Regions from separate parts of the Homo sapiens genome. Here region 2 is linked to region 1. Evidence: read pairs that join two places in POLR2A ChIA-PET (ENCODE). Cell type or tissue: Panc1. All regions are shown on one strand. Each heading gives the region's core, and the rest is flanking DNA. Links, peaks and the distances in the headings are about the cores only. Region 1 has its middle 16 kb from the start of DENND1B. Region 2 has its middle 63 kb from the start of C1orf53.

Region 1 (8,346 bases), core at 154-8,153:
CCAGGAACAGATGAATTCACAGCTGAATTCTACCAGATATATAAAGAGGAGCTGGTACCATTCCTACTGAAACTATTCCAAAAAAATTGAGGAGGAAGGACTCCTCTCCAACCCATTCTACAAGGCCAGCATCATCCTGATGCCAAAACCAGAGAGAAAAGCAACAACAAAAATAAAAACATCCAGCCAATATCCTTGATGAACATTGATGCAAAATTCCTCAACAAAATATTAACAAATTGAATCCAGCAGCACATCCAAAAGGGAACCCACCGTGATCAAGTAGGCTTTACCTCTGGGATGAAAGGCTGGTTCAATAGACACAAAACAATAAAAGTGATTCATCACATAAACAGAACTATAGACAAAAACCACATGATTATCTCAATAGATGCAGAAAAGACTTTTTATAAAATACAACATCAATTCATATTAAAAATCCTCAATAAACTAGGCATTCAAGGAATATACTTCAAAGTAATAAGAGCCATCTATGACAAACCTGTAGCCAACATCATACTGAATGAGCAATAGCTGGAAGCATTCCCCTTGAAAACTGGCATAATACAAGGATGCCCACGGTCACCACTCCTGATCAACATGGTATTGCAAGTCCTGGCCAGAGCAATCAGGCAAGAGAAAGAAATGAAAGGCATCCAAATGAGAAGAGAGGAATTCAAAACTATCCCTGTTTGTAGACTACATGATTCTGTATCTAGAAACCCCCATAGCCTCTGCACAAAATTTCCTTGAGCAATAAACAACTTCAGCAATGTTTCAGGGTACAAAATCAATGTACAAAAATTAGTACCATTTTTATACACTAATAACATCCAAGCTGAGGACCAAATCAGGAATGCAATTCAATTTACAGCTGCCACAAAAAGAATAAAAAAACTAGAAATACAGCTAACAGGGAGGTGACAAATTTTTACTGTCACCTGAGAATGAGGTGACAAAATGAGAATGAGAATTACAAAACACTGCTAAAAAAATTAGCAATGACACAAACAAATAGAAAAACATTTTATGCTCATGGATAGGAAAAATCAATATCATTAAAATGGCCATACTGTCCAAAGCAATTTACAGATTTAGTACTATTCCTATCAATTACATTCTTCACAGAATTAGAAGAAAACAACTGTAAAATTCATATGGAATGCAAAAAGAGCTCAAATAGCCAAGGCAATCCTAAGCAAAAAGAATAAAGCTGAAGGCATCATGCTACCTGACTTCAAATTTATACTACAGGGCTATAGTAACCAAAACAGCATGGTACTGCTACAAAAACAGACACATGGGCCAATGGAACAGAATAGAGGGCCCAGAAATAAGGCTGCATACCAACAAACACGTGATCTTCAACAAAGCTGACAAAAACAAGCAATGGAAAAGGACTCCCTATTAAATAATTGGTGCTGGGATAACTGGCTAGCCATATGCAGAAGATCAAGACTGGACCCCTTCCTTACACCGTATACAAAAATCAACTTAAGATGGATTACGCCGGGCACAGTGGCTTACACCTGTAATCCCGGCACTTTGGGAGGCCGAGGCGGGCGGATCACGAGATCAGGAGTTTGAGACCAGCCTGGCAACATAGTGAAACCCTGTCTCTACTAAAAATACAAAAAATTAGCCAGGTGTGGTGGCAGGCACCTGTAATCCCAGCTACTCTGGAGGCTGAGGCAGGAGAATTGCTTGCACCCCAGAGGCGGAGGTTGCAGTGAGCTGAGATTGTGCCATTGCACTCCAGCCAGGGCAATAGTGCGAGTCTCTGTCTCAAAAAAAAAAAAAAAAAAAAGATGGGTTAAATACTTAAATATAAAATGTAAAACTATAAAAACCCTGGAAGATAACCTAGGAAATACCATTCTGGACATAGGTACAGGGAAAGATTTCATGATGAAGATGCTAAAAGCAATTGCAACAAACAGAAAATTGACAAATGGGATCTAATTAAACTAAAGAGCTTCTGCACAGCAGAAGAAACTATCAACAGAGTAAATAGACAACCTACAGAATGGGAGAAAGTATTTGCCAACTATGCATCCAGCAAAGGTCTAATATCCAGAATCTATAAGGAACTTAAACATTACAAGCAAAAAAAAAAAAAAAAAAAAAAAAACTCACTAAAAGTGAGTAAAGAACATGAACAGACACTTTCCTCTGTCTCTGTCTCTTTCTCTGCCTCTGTCTCTGTCTCTCTCTCTCTCTCTCTTTTTTTTTTTTTTTTTTTTGAGACAAGCTCTTGCTCTGTTGCCCAGTCTGGAGTGCAGTGGTGCAATCTTGGCTCACTGAAATCTCCATCTCCTGGGCTAAAGCCATCCTCCCATCTCAGCCTCCAGAGTAGCTGGGATCACAGGCACATACCAACACACCAAGCTAATTTTTGTAATTTTGGTGGAGATGGAGTTTTGCCATGTTGCCCAGGCTCATCTCAAACTTCTGAGGTCAAACGATCCACCTGTCTCAGTCCCGCAAAATGCTGGGATTATAGGTAAAAGCCACTGTGCTTGGCCAACAGACACTTTTCAGAAGAAACCATATATGTGGCCAAGAAGCATATGAAAAAATGCTCAACATTACTAATTATTAGAGAAGTACAAATCAAAACCACAATGAGATATCATCTCACACCAGTCAGAATGACTATTATTAAAAAGTAAAAGAAAAATTATAGATGCTGGCATGATTGCAGAGAAAAGGGAATGCTTATCAACTGGTGGTGGGAGTGTAAATTAGTTCAGCCATTGTGAACAACAGTTGCAAATCCTCAAAAAACTTAGAATTACCATTCTATCCGGCAATTCCACTACCGGGTATATACCCAAAATAATATGAATTGTTCTACTATAAAATACATGCATGCATAAGTTGATTGCAGCACTATTCACAACAGTGAATACGTGGAATCAACCTAAATAACCATCAACAGTAGATTGTGTAAAGAAAATGTGTTACAAATACACCATGGAATACTACACAGTCATAAGAAAGAATGAGATAATGTCCTTTGAAGCAACATGGATGGAGCTGGAGGCCATTATCCTGGGAAAACTAACATAGGAACAGAAAACCAAATACTGCATCCTCTTACTTGTAAGTGGGAGCAATACAACAAGAACACATGGACACTAAGAGGGGAACAACAGACATTGGGGACTACTTGAGGGCAGAGGATTGGAGGACAGGGAAGATCAGGAAAAACACCTATTGGGTACTATGTTTATTACCTGGGTAGTGAAATAATTTGTATCCCACATCCCTGTAACATGCAATTTACCTATACGACAAACCTGCACATGTACCCCTAAACCTAAAATAAAAGTTAAAATAATAAATGAATAAATAAATAAATACAATTAAAATTTATTTTCATTTCCTCTTTGACTTTTCAGACATGTATTAATGGCCACATATTTGTAAATTTTCCAATTTTCTATGCTATTGATTTCTAGTTTTATATCATTGTGGTCAGAAAAGATATTTGATATGATTTCAATCTTCTCAAATTTGCTGAAACTTGTTTTGTAACCTATCATATGATTTATGCTACAGAATATTTCATGTGCACTTGAAATGAATGTGTATTCTGCTACTGTTGAATAGAATATTCTATATGTATCTGTTAGGTCTATTTGGTATACAGTGTTGTTCACATCCACTCTTTCCTTATTGATTTTTTATTTTTATTTTTTGGTATGGATGTTCTATCCATTGTTGAAAGTGAGATATTGAAATCCTTCACTACAACTATATTGCTCTTCGTTTCTCCCTTTAGTTCTGTTAATTACTATATATATATAGGTGTTCTGATATTGGGTACATATGTATTTACAATTGTTATGTTCTCTTAATGGATTGATTCCTTTATCATTATATAATGACCCTCTCTGTGTCTCATTACAGTTTTCTGCTTAAAGTTTTTTTTTTTTTTTTTGAGACAGAGTTTCGCTCTTGTTGCCTAGACTGGAGTGCAATGGTGCAGTCTCAGCTCACTGCAACCTCCGCCTCCCAGGTTCAAGCAATTCTCCTGCCTCAGCCTCCCGAGTAGCTGGCATTGCAGGCATGAGCCACTGTGCCTGGCCAAAGTCTATATTGTCAGGTATATTTATAGACACTCATGCTCTCTTTTGGTTATCATTTGCTTAAAGTATTCTCTTCCATTCCATCACTTTCAATGTGTATGTGTCCTTAAAGCTTAAGTGAGTCTTTTATAGGCAGCATATGGTCAGATATAGTTTTTAAAAATCCATTCAGCAATTGTATATCTTTGATTAGATAATTTAATTCACTTATATTTAAAATAATTATTGATAGGTAAGAATTTGCTATTGGCATTTTTGTTAGTTGCTTTTGTATTGCTTTGTTGTTCTTTTCCTCCTCTTACTGTCTTCCTTTGCCATTTAATGATTTGGTATGCTTTGATTCCTTTATATATGTCTTTTGTGTATCTACTACAGCTTTTTTCTTTGTGGTTACCATGAGGAGTACATAAATATCTCATAGTTTAAAAAAGTATATTTTAAGCTGATAAGAACATAATTTCTATTGCATGCAAAACTACACTTTTATAAATGACCAAAAAGTGTATGAGAAAGGGCTCAACGTCACTAATCAATAGGGAAATACAAATCAAAACCAATATGAGGTGTCATCTCACACCTGTTAGGATGGCTGTTATCAAAAAGACAGAAGATTACAAGTATTGGTGAAAATGTGGAGAGAAGGGAACCCTTGTACACTATTGGGGGAGGGGAGATTTTACATTGGAATAGCCATTATGAAAAACAGTGTGAAGTTTCCTCAAAAAATAAAAATCGGCCAGACATGGTGGCTCACGCCTGTAATCCCAGCACTTTGGGAGGCCGAGGTGGGCAGATCACAAGATCAGGAGATCAAGACCATCCTGGCTAACATGGTGAACATGGTGAAACCCTGTCTCTACTAAAAATACAAAAAATTAGCCAGGCGTGGTGGCAGGCACCTGTAGTCCCACCTACTTGGGAGGCTGAGGCAGAAGAATGGCGTGAACCCAGGAGGTGGAGGTTGCAGTGAGCTGAGATCATGCCACTGCACTCCAGCTTGGGCGACAGAGTGAGACTTCGTCTCAAAAAAAAAAAAAAAAAAAAAAACACTAAATAAAAAAAATAAAAATCAGAACTACCATATGATTTGACAATTCCACCACTGGGTATATATTCAAAGAAAATGAAATCATTGTGTCAAAGAGATGTCTGCACTTCTATGTTCATTCCAGCACTGTTCACAATAGCCAAGATACAGAATCAATCTATGTGTCCATCAGTGGATGAATGGACAAAAAGAAATGTCAGCTGGGTGCGGTGGCTCATGCCTGTAATCCCAGCGTTGTGGGAGGCTGAGGTGGGCAGATCACTTGAGCTCAGGAGTTCAAGACCAGCCTGTGCAACATGGTGAAACCCCGTCTCTACAAAACAAATAAACAAACAAACAAAAATCAGCCAGGTGCGTGCCTGTAGTCATAGTTACTCAGAAGATTGACATGGGAGGATCACTTGTTCCTGGGAGGGAGAGGTTGCAGTGAGCCAAGATCATGACACTGCATTCCAGCCTGGGCAACAGAGCCAGACTCTGTCTCAAAAAAAAAAAAAAAAAAAAAAAAAAGTCATGTATTTATATACAATGAGATATTATTTAGCTTTAAGGAATTTCTGCCATTTGAAATAACATGAATGAACCTGGAGCATATTATGTTAAAGGAAATAAACTAGACACAGAAAAACATACATTGCTTGATCCCACATATATGTGGAATCTAAAAAATTTGAACTCATATAAACAGAGAGTAAAAGGATTGTTACCAAAGTTTGAAGTGTGGGAGAAATGGAGAAATGTTGCTTCAAGAGCACAAACTTTCAATCATAAGATGAATGAATTCCAGGGATTTAATGTATATCATGGTGATTATAGTTAATAATACTGTGATGTATACTTTACATTTGCTAAGAGAAGAGATCTCAAGTATATATATCACACACACACAAACAAAACCAAATGTTTGAACTGATGGATATGTTATTTAGTGTGATTTTTGTGACTATTTTACAATGTATATGTATAATAAAGCACCATGCTATACAACTTAAAAGTTGCTGAGCTTCCTTAAAGCAATTAATTTGAATTCTTTGTCAGAGAGTTCATAAATTTTCATTTCTTTAGGATTGGTTACTCGTGCTTTAATTTGTTCCTTTGGTGGTGTCCTATTTCCTTGATTGTGCTTGATCTCTGTGGCTGTTAGTGTCTGCACATTTGAAGTAGAGATTTATTCCAGTCTTTGCATACTGACTTGGTTTGGGAAAAGCCCTTCACCAGTCAGCCTATGCAGAAATTCTTGGCAAGCTGTCTGGTATGGTTTGTGGATAGGCTTACTGTTCATTCTTAGGCACAATGGTCTAGTGCCTGGGTTAGCAGGTAGGTGGGCCTGGCACCAGGTCCATGGAGTTGGGCCTAGCACTTGAATTCACTGGGGTGGAACCTGTTGATTGAGTCCATGGGAGTGCACCTAGAGTCTAGGTCTGTGAGTGCAGGCTGGGAACCCATGTCTGTGTGACCTAGCCTGAAGCCTGGGTCTACAGGAGCTAACCTGGTGCTGGGGTGAGCCTTGAGCCTGAGTCCACAGGGGTCATTCAGGTACTGGGATTGGCCTGGCATCTGGGTCCACTGGGATGGTCCTGCAGCCTGAGTCCACAGGAGCCTATCTGGTGCTAAGGCATGCCTGGAGATTAAATTTGTGAGGGAAGGCCTGGGTCTTAGGTCCATAGGGGCTGGCTTGGAAAATAGATCTGCAGGGGTGGTCCTGGAGTCTCAGTTTACAGGGACTGGTCTAGCACCAGGGTATACTATGGTGGTGGGCCTGGATCCTGAGTCTCCTGGAGCAGGCCTGGACCGTGAGTCTACTGGAACCTAGTACCACAAGGACCAGTGTGGAGCTTGGGGCTGGCCTGCTGCTGGGGCAGGTGTTGAGCCTGGGTTTGTGAGTTTACATCTATTGTGTCCCCAAACTTTAATCACTCTAGAATCTAAATATATAGCGATCTGGCCCTTTTATCCTCCAATTACTGGTCTCCCTAATTTCACAGAGTAGCCAGAAAGTTTGCAGATAAAGAATATAATAGAGAATGGCATCAGCAAGATGATAGAATAGGACTTTCCAGGGCTTATCCCCTCACAGGAATATCAATTTGAACAACCATCCATGCAAGAAAATACCTTCACAAGAACTAAGGTGAGAGATTATGCCACCTGGGTGAAGCATGGAAATAAGATGCATTGAAGAGGGTAGGAAGGACAGTTTCATATTACACCCTTCCCCAAGCTCAGATAGAGCAGCTCAGAGAGAGATACCCTTCGCATGAGGGAAGGAGAATGAAGTGAGCACCCAACTTTGCTGCACACCCCAGCATCAGGCCCATCTCAGTGAACCCCAGCACGAGGCTAGACCAAGCCACCAGCCTGGCACCTGCAGACCTGGGCTCCAGGCCCACTCCAGCACCAGGCTGGCCTCCACTGTCCCAGGTTCCAAGACAGCCCTAGGTTCCAACAGTACAGCCTCTGTTGCCCCAGGCCCCAGGCTCCAGGCCCACCCACCGCAGCTCCAGGCCAGCTTCTGCAGACTCCAGCCTCAGAACTTCCCTGCAGATATAATCTCCCAGCCTCTAGTTTGGCCTCCAGTCAGACTCCAGGCCCATGCAGGCCAGGCCAGTCCCTGGAGCGCCAGGTTTCATGCGTGCCCCAGGTTCCAGACCAGCCCAGAGCCAGGTCGGCCCACACAGCCCCAGGCTTTAGGCAAGTCCTCTGGCCTCAGGCCCAAGGCCAGCACCCACTGATACAGGATCCAGGCTTGCCCAATACCAGGCCAGTCCCTGCAGCCCCATCTTCCAAGCTGGGCTCTACATCCCTATACTACAGCATACCAATGGTCCAGGCTCTCCCAGTATACCCTAGTACTGGGCTAGCCCCACAGACTCAGGATCCAGGACTGCCCCAGTGGATCCAAGTCCAGGCCAGCTCCCATTGCCCCAGTATCCAGGCCAGATCTTGCACCTAACCTCCAGGCCAGCACCCAAACACCCAGACTCCAGGCTGGCCCCATAGCCCCAGGCTCCAGGTCGGCCCCCATGGCTTCAGGCATGAGGCCACTATCCACAGTCCTAGGCTCCTAACCAGTCTCCAATTTGAGGGCCTTTGCTGTGAGGGGTTTCTAGGGGCATTGTAGCATAAAGTAGTGAGGTAACACATAGGAATAGTTTAATTATTAGAGACTTTTTGACATTTCATTATTATTTCACTTTTTTTTGT
Region 2 (8,346 bases), core at 211-8,210, 48 kb before region 1:
TATCCCAGTGTCCACAGGCTTTGAACACTCTTCATTTATTTGCTTTTAGGAAGCAGATCAATTTCTATTCCAGTTTATTATTTTTTCCTCATGTCCTATATGCCTCAATATAGAATAGGCTTTTTGTAGGTTGCAAAAAAAAGTGTATATAATTACTCCTCTTTTGGGGGATTCCATTGAAATACCAGGACTTAGACACATAAAACAATTAAATTATAGGGTAAAAAGGAATGGGATTTGCATATTTAGTACATAATATGAGCTAGGCATTTCGCTCAAGATACACATGTAATCCACATAATAATCTATTACTGTTCTCATTTTATAGATAAAGATTCTGGGCAAAGGTGAAAGGTATGAAATAATGTGAAGAAGGTCACATTGATAAGGGTAGAACATATACTTCAACCTAGGTCTGTCTGGTGCCCAAGCTGATACACAATGGATATCTAAAACGCTTGTGGACAATAAAGGGAAGAATAGGAAGAAAGAGAAATCTGAGTTAGAATCCAACATGGGTCCCAGTAGTGGCATTTGAATGGAACTTGAGGATGGGGGCGGCATACTAGAAAGCTGTAGAGACTATGAGGAAAAAGCATGAAAGTAGCAGTAGCATGCTGTATGTGGAGGACGGTGGCCCTGAAAGGGTGAAAGTAATTTTGCAGGAGTGGGAGGTAAGCTTGGTGACCATTTGATTTCATAATGCTAGACTTTAGGAAGACACATGAAAAGTTTGAACCTGATTAGGAGTCATTGTGAGGCATTATAAGCCCCCAAGAAGTGTCTGAAGAACAATGTCATAATTAGTGAAATGAAATAATTATTTAGTGAACATGAGAGAGAGCACATCCATTAAACTACGACTGAGATTAATGGAAATTCTGTGGTTAAAATTTAAAATCGGACGAATGATAAAGAAAATTCAGCCAAGCTTTTGCCACAAATCTGCTGCTTAAAAAGAAATAGTCATAGACCCTCAAAATAATACCCAGGCAATTGAAAAAGTCAGCAGGTGATTTACAATATGCCACTGAATTGAAGAGCTTTGGAAGGAGGTTTACTTAAACCTCATGAACACAATGATTTAAAGCATGGAGTGGAGTCACCAGTGTGGGCAGAAGTGAGAAAAGTTATTGCGAAAACAGCCTGTCTTCTCTTGCGTGGAAAAAAAAAACAGAAGCAGGGAGGATCTGTAGTCAATCAGCATGTCTAAATGACTATATCACCCTAAAAAATGCAGATCAACACTGGGCTTTTCAAAGTTAAGATGGATTTCACCTCCCTTCCTCTTCCCTCCTCCACATGCTCAAGATCCTGTACCACCATCCTTTGTGATCACTACAGAATTGAATTGGTGATGAGCTGTAACTGAGATTTGGAACAGAACACTGTGAAGTCAATACACCAGCTGGGCAGAAAGTCCAAGAAACATAAATTTCTTGGAAAATGACCCCATATTTTGGCAATCATTACTGTGAATGAGAGTACTTCAGAATCTTAACCCAGAACAAAGTAGCAGACTTTGTCCCACAAACTCCTCTACAGTATGTTTTACTGTAATGTTTATCCCTGACTCACACTTGCAGGAAAAATGATGTTTATTCCTGAATTACTTTGAAGGATTTTATGCTGTAAAACAATTTCAGACTTTATTGTGTGCTATTAAAACTTTAAATTCTTTTTCTCACTATGAAGATTTTTCTTTTGAAGAATGTTATAAATGTATTCCTGTGAAATGCTTTAAAATAAAAAACACAATATATTTAGAATCTACTAATGTTTATGGTTTAAACATTTCCACTTTCAAGTATTAAACTTGTTGTAGCAAGTCAGGCTAACCTAGAACCTCCTGTAATTAGGACCCCACAGCAGAAAAGAGACAAATTACAAGTGAAACAGTTTTGCCATTTTCCTAGTTGATTTCTTTTGGCAGTGTACAGTAGGGAACCTGACGAATTCCACCTTATTCTATAGTAAGTAGCGTGTGCAAGTCCAGAGGTCTTTCTCTGCAGAAATAGTATTCTTTAAAAGTCTAGAAAAGGCCACATGTAGTGGCTAAAGCCTGTAATCCCAGTGCCTTGAGAGGCTGAGGCAGCAGGATCGCCTGACGCCAGGAGTTTGAGACCGTCCTGGGCAACAAAGTGAGACACCCCTCTCTACAAAACATAAAATCAGCTAGGTGGCGTTTGCTTGTAGTCTCAGCTACTCAGGAGGCTGAGGTGGAAGAATCATCTGAGCCCAGGAGTTTGAGGTTTCAGTGAGCTATGCTCGTACCACTGCACTCAAGCCTGGATGACAGAGTGAGACACTGTCTCTAAAAATAAATAAAAAATAAATAAATAAAAATAAAATAATAAATAACAGTCTACAGAGGACTTGTAGACCTGGAGTTTGGGCAATCAGGGAGAATAAAACACCCTCTATACTGCTTTGTTAAGCCAGGGATGCCATCTTTCGCCTCCATGTTCCTTCTTGTATTCTCTTAATCTCTGAAAAGCAGCTGATAAACATAAGTGAAAATAACATGAGAACGGGCACTCCTCTTGGAGTAAAGCTCTGAGTTCTAGACACAGCTCTGCCATTTAACAGTATGGTCTTGTGGCCGGGCGTGGTGGCTCACGCCTGTAATCCCAGCACTTTGGGAGGCCGAGGCGGGCGGATCACGAGGTCAGGAGATCGAGACCAGCCTGGCTAACACAGTGAAACCCCATTTCTACCAAAAATACAAAAAAATTAGCCGGGCGTTGTGGCAGGCGCCTGTAGTCCCAGCTACTTGGGAGGCTGAGGCTGGAGAATGGCGTGAACCCAGGAGGCAGAGTTTGCAGTGAGCCGAGATCACGCCACTGCACTCCAGCCTGGGTGATAGAGTGAGGCTCCATCTCAAAAAACAACAACAACAAAACAAAACAGTATGGTCTTGTACAATTTTAACCTCTGAGCTTCAGTTTTTGTTTTTGTTTTTGTCAACTCATTTATTCAAGCAATATTTACTGTGTGCTCTGAGTTAAGCACTGAAGTTATAGAAATGAACAATTTACACACAGATTCTGCCTTTGTGAAGCTTATAGCCTATGGAGGAAAATAGATACTAAACAAACAATTGCATTAATAATGAGTTGGTTGTAGTTTTGATGAGTGCCAAGAAGGAACAGTACAGCAGACATTGATTCCTCGTAGCAGAGGATCCTAAGCTTGCTCTTGTGGGTCCTAAATGACAAAATGTGACTGGCACATAGTAGGTTCAATAAACGCAAGCTGAATCCGAAAATATGCTACTTGGCTAATGCATAAACTGGCAAAACAAAAACAAAACTCCATGTATTAGTCCGTTTTCATACTGCTGATAAAGACATACCCAAGACTGGGTAATTTATAAAGAAAAAAATTTAATGGACTCACAGTTCCACATGGCTGGGGAGGCCTCACAATCATGGCAGGAGGCAAAAGTCACATCTTACTTAATGGCAGACAAGAGAGAAGGAGAGCCAAGTGAAAGGGGTTTCCCCTTATAAAAACATCAGATCTCATGAGACTTATTCACTACCAAGAGAACAGTATGGGGAAAACAGTCCCCGCCATGATTCAAGTATCTCCCACCAGGTCCCTCCCACAACACGCGGGAATTATGGGAGCTACAATTCAAGATGAGATTTGGGTGGGGACACAGCCAAACTATATCACCCCAGTACCAAAGTTCTCTGATTGCTATTTTAGTTTGCTTGCCTATCAGAAAATTGATAGCAGTCTTCTCATTCAGGGAGCTGACATAAGAAAAGTGAAGAATTTCATGTAGCTTGTGCTTTACCTTGAGGAGAGGTAGAAAATATTTCAAGGACTCAAATTCAGTATATCTCTTGGGTATAAATAAATCTTAAGGAATTCATGTAAGTGGCTTTTTTGTTCTCTCTCTGTGTGTGTGTGTGTGTGTGTGTGTGTGTGTGTGTTCCCCCATACTGCTTTGGTGTGTTACCCAAAACATAAATCCTTTGACAAGTGATTTTCTTTTCCTTAGAAAGAAGCTTAAAATATGAAGCAATGACTCAGGTGCCATTGGGTAAGATATTTAATAGAAATAAATTTAATTCAATTTTGTGCATTTTACCACATTTCTATGAGGAAAAAAAAATAGGAGGAATCTGACCTGATAATTGAATGGAGCCTTGTTCTACTAGCACTCATTAAATTAAATGATTGTTTTGCTGCAAGGCAAAGTAAAACTAAAAATGGAATATTATAGCCCCAGGAGGCAACCCAGGAAGTGTCATAATGGCTCACCTGATGAACTCTAAATCTAAATTTTACGAGGAAAAATACTGCTTTTAGTAATGCAGTGGTTCTGTTTTTTATATCATTGCTTGAGATATTTAGGATATCTTGTATTGTTGTGGCCATCTTTAAGATCAAGAAACCCAAAACAAAAAAAAGGAGGAAGTTACGTCCTCAAGGAAATGTTATTAGTCAGAAGTAAGGCCAGAAGTACATGTCTCTGACTCACAGGATTCAGCTTCAGGAGTCAGTGGTATGATGAGGAGAAATGGCAAAATAAAGAGGGGGATGGGAAGAGAAATGAAGTCCATAGAGAAAGAGGGGAGAAAGAAGGAAGCTGAAGGAGAGAAATTTTAAAAGAATTGCTTCTTCCGTATTAATTTAGAGTGGCTGGGAATAATTTTATAGAAATTTTAATGAAAGTTACAACATCTGGGAAAGTTTTTCTTTGATTATTTCTTTTCTTTTCTCTCTTTCTTTCTTCTTCCTCTTCTCCTTCTTTTCTTTTTCTTGAAGCAGGGTCTCACTCCTGTTGCCCAGGCTGGAGTGCAGTGGTGCCACAGCTCACTGTGGCCTTGACTTCCCGGGCTCAAGGGATGCTCCCACCTCAGCCCCTATGAGTAACTGGGACTATAGGGTGTGCCACCATGCCTAGATAATTTTTGTAATTTTAGAAGAGAAGGGGTTTTGCCATGTTGCCCAGGCTGATCTCAAACTCCTGGGCTCAAACGATCCACCCACCTCAGCCTCCCAAAGTGCTGGGATTACAGGCATGAGCCACCGTGCCCAGCCCTGATTGTTTCTTTGACTGTTTTTGAATGAATACTCCAAAACATTGATAAGTTAAATGTTCAGAAGATCAAACTTTGGAAGGGATAACATGATTTTTTTAAGTGAAAGCAAGTTTATTAAGAAAGTTAAGGGACTAAAGAATGGCTACTGCATAGGCAGAGCAACGAGCTAACATGATTTTAAAAATTTTACAGATTGGAAAATTGGGCCAAAATAAGTAATACAAGCTGTAGGATTGATAAATTAAAATTTAACATTCAGATCCTTATCTAATGACACAAATCCTGTCTACCCTAGCTTTGTTCAGAGCCCATGATGATATCATCCATAGGCTCTGTTTACTCCTTGCCCAACACCCAGGGCTAATGAAAGCAGGTCTTGTCAGTGTGTTTGTAACTCCTCCCTGAAATGTGCCATAGAAGGTGCCACACTGTCATAGTTAAGAGTGTGGACTTTGTCATCAAAAGGACTTTTCTTTGGATTATGCATCCTGCTGTATGATGTTGAGAAAATTAAGCTTTCTAAGTTTCAATTCCTTCATTTAGAAAATGTGATTAATGATAGTAACTAACCTAGAGGGTTGCTGTGAAGATTAAATGAAGTAACACATAACAAACTAATTAAAAGCAGACTTTGGAGCCAAAATGCCTGAGTTTGAATTCTACCTCTGCTAACTGTTGTCCATTTGATTTTAGGTAAGTTGATTATATTCTTTGTGTCTCAGTTTCCTCATCTGCAATATAGGAGTAATACATACTATCTACCCCATAGATGAGGGGGGTTAAATTAATTTAAGTAAAACACTTAGAATAGTACCTGGCATTTAGAAAGCAGCCAATAAGTGATTATGATTTTTATTATATAATTGATCAATATATATTAGCTACTATCATATGTCTTTATTTTTAATATTATTATTACCACTATATACATTATCTCCCTGAGCAACAGGGGAAGCATTGACCCTAAGCATCTCTATATAATGGCTATTTTATGTGTCAAATTTCAATAACTCTTTTCCTTATTTCTGATTTAAATTCAGGTCTCTTTTAGTCTAGTAGCCTCACTGTGAACCACAATTCTTACTCTCTCAGTTTGACCAGAATTCAGTTTCCCTCATCCCAGTTCTAGATGGTAATTTCAGGATCCTCCAAGTATGGATTGGCTCTCGCACCAATGAAGACAGGTTTCTATGGGATGGTGACTCTGAGACCCACCTGATGACAAGAATCTTCTCTTCCTTGGAAAGCCACCCATTGTAGTTTTTAGATATCCACCCTAGTCTGGATCAAAATCAAGTTTCATGGGCCTTTAAATTTTATGAGTTAGAATTCTATACCTCTCTCAGGACTAGGTTGTGGGAATACCTGGTTGGCTATGGATGAGTTCTTTCAGTTCACCAGTCTCAATTTCTGGCAGGCATCACTAATATACAATTAATTTATATGGACCTAACAAAAGGTTAGTGTGTGGAGAGGAGAACATCTTAAAAGATCCAATATATGAATTCTCAATTTTTAAATACTGGGCATCAGTTTGATTGACAGGAATTATTAAGAGTATATCTAGTTCTTTTTTTTTTTTTAAGTTATACTTTAAGTTCTGGGATACATGTGCAGAACGTGCAGGTTTGTTACATAGCTATACACGTGCCATGGTGGTTTGCTGCACCCATCAACCCGTCATCTACATTAGGTATTTCTCCTAATGCTATCCCTCCCCTACTCCCCTACCCCTTGACAGGCCCCAGTATGTGATGTTCCCCTTCCTGTGTCCATGTGTTCTCATTGTTCAGCTCCCACTTATGAATGAGAACATGGAGTGTTTGGTTTTCTGTTCCTGTGTTAGTTTACTGAGAATGATGATTTCCAGCTTCATCCATGTCCCTGCAAAAGACATGAACTCATCCTTTTGTATGGCTGCATAGTATTCCATGGTGTATATGTGCCACATTTTCTTAATCCACTCTATTATTGATGGGCATTTGGGTTGGTTCCAAGCCTTTGCTATTGTGAATAGTGCTGCAATAAACATACGTGTGCATGTGTCCTTGTAGTAGAATGGTTTATAATCCTTTAGGGTATATACCCAGTATTGGGATTGCTGGGTCAAATGGTATTCTGGTTCTAGATCCTTGAGGAATTGCCACACTGTCTTCCACAATGGTTGAACTAATTTACACTCCCACCAACAGTGTAAAAGCATTCCTGTTTCTCCACATTGTCTCCAGAATCTGTTGTTTCCTGACTTTTTAATGATCGCCATTCTAACTGGTATGAGATGGTATCTCAATGTGGTTTTGATTTACATTTCTCTAATGACCAGTGAGGATGAGTTTTTTTTCATATGTTTGTTGGCCACATAAATGTCTTCTTTTGAAAAGTATCTGTTTTTTTGATGTGGTTTTTTTTTTTCTTGTAAATTTGTTTACGTTCTTTGTAGATTCTGGATATTAGCCCTTTGTCAGATGGATAGATTGCAAAAATTTTCTCCCAATTTGTAGGTTGCCTGTTCACTATGATGATAGTTTATTTTGCTGTGCAGAAGCTCTTTAGTTTAATTAAATACCATTTGTCAATTTTGGCATTTGTTGCCATTGCTTTTGGTGTTTTAGTCATGAAGTCTTTACCCATGCCTATATCCTGAATGGTATTGTGTAGGTTTTCTTCTAGGGTTTTTTGTGGTTTTAGGTCTAATATTTAAGTCTTTAATCCATCTTGAGTTAAATTTTGTATAAGGTGTAAGGAAGGGGTCCAGTTTCAGTTTTCTGCATATCACCAGCCAGTTTTCCCAAAACCATTTATTAAATAGGGAATCCTTTCCCCCTTACTTGTTTTTGTCAGGTTTGTCAAAGATCAGATGATTGTAGATGTGTGGCATTATTTCTGAGGCCTCTGTTCTGTTCCATTGGTCTATATATCTGATTTGGTACCAGTGCCATGCTGTTTTGGTTGTAGCCTTGTGGTATAGTTTGAAGTCAGGTAGTATGATACCTCCAGCTTTGTTCTTTTTGTGTAGGATTGTCTTGGCTACATGGGCTCCCTTTTGATTCCATATGAAATTTAAAGCAGTTTATTCTAATTCTGTAAAGAAAGTCAATGGTAGCTTGATGGGGATAGCACTGAATCTATAAATTACTTTGGGCAGTAAGGTCATTTTCACGATTTTTAAAAAAATTTTATTGTTATTATACTTTAAGTTTTAGGGCACATGTGCACAACGTGCAGGTTTGTTACATATATATATATGTGCCAGGTTGGTGTGCTGCACCCATTAGGTCGTCATTTA

The links. Peaks named below come from ENCODE experiments on the same cell type or tissue, not always from the same donor. Only the 100,000 strongest peaks of a DNase experiment are listed, where the experiment ranks them.
Region 2: POLR2A ChIA-PET joins it to region 1 with 9 read pairs; 7 of 35 experiments call an interaction of 5 or more read pairs at or near these places.

What each region holds. Positions count from the first base shown.
Region 1 is chr1:197,787,533-197,795,878 of GRCh38, reverse strand. No RefSeq gene overlaps it. Among named protein-coding and RNA genes, the nearest start is that of DENND1B, 16 kb to the right of the region's middle. RefSeq lists an enhancer at 7,502-8,002. In Panc1, for the core only: no CTCF peak of the experiment used is centred there; no DNase peak of the experiment used is centred there.
Region 2 is chr1:197,835,172-197,843,517 of GRCh38, reverse strand. No RefSeq gene overlaps it. Among named protein-coding and RNA genes, the nearest start is that of C1orf53, 63 kb to the left of the region's middle. In Panc1, for the core only: no CTCF peak of the experiment used is centred there; a DNase peak (open chromatin) is centred at 4,402.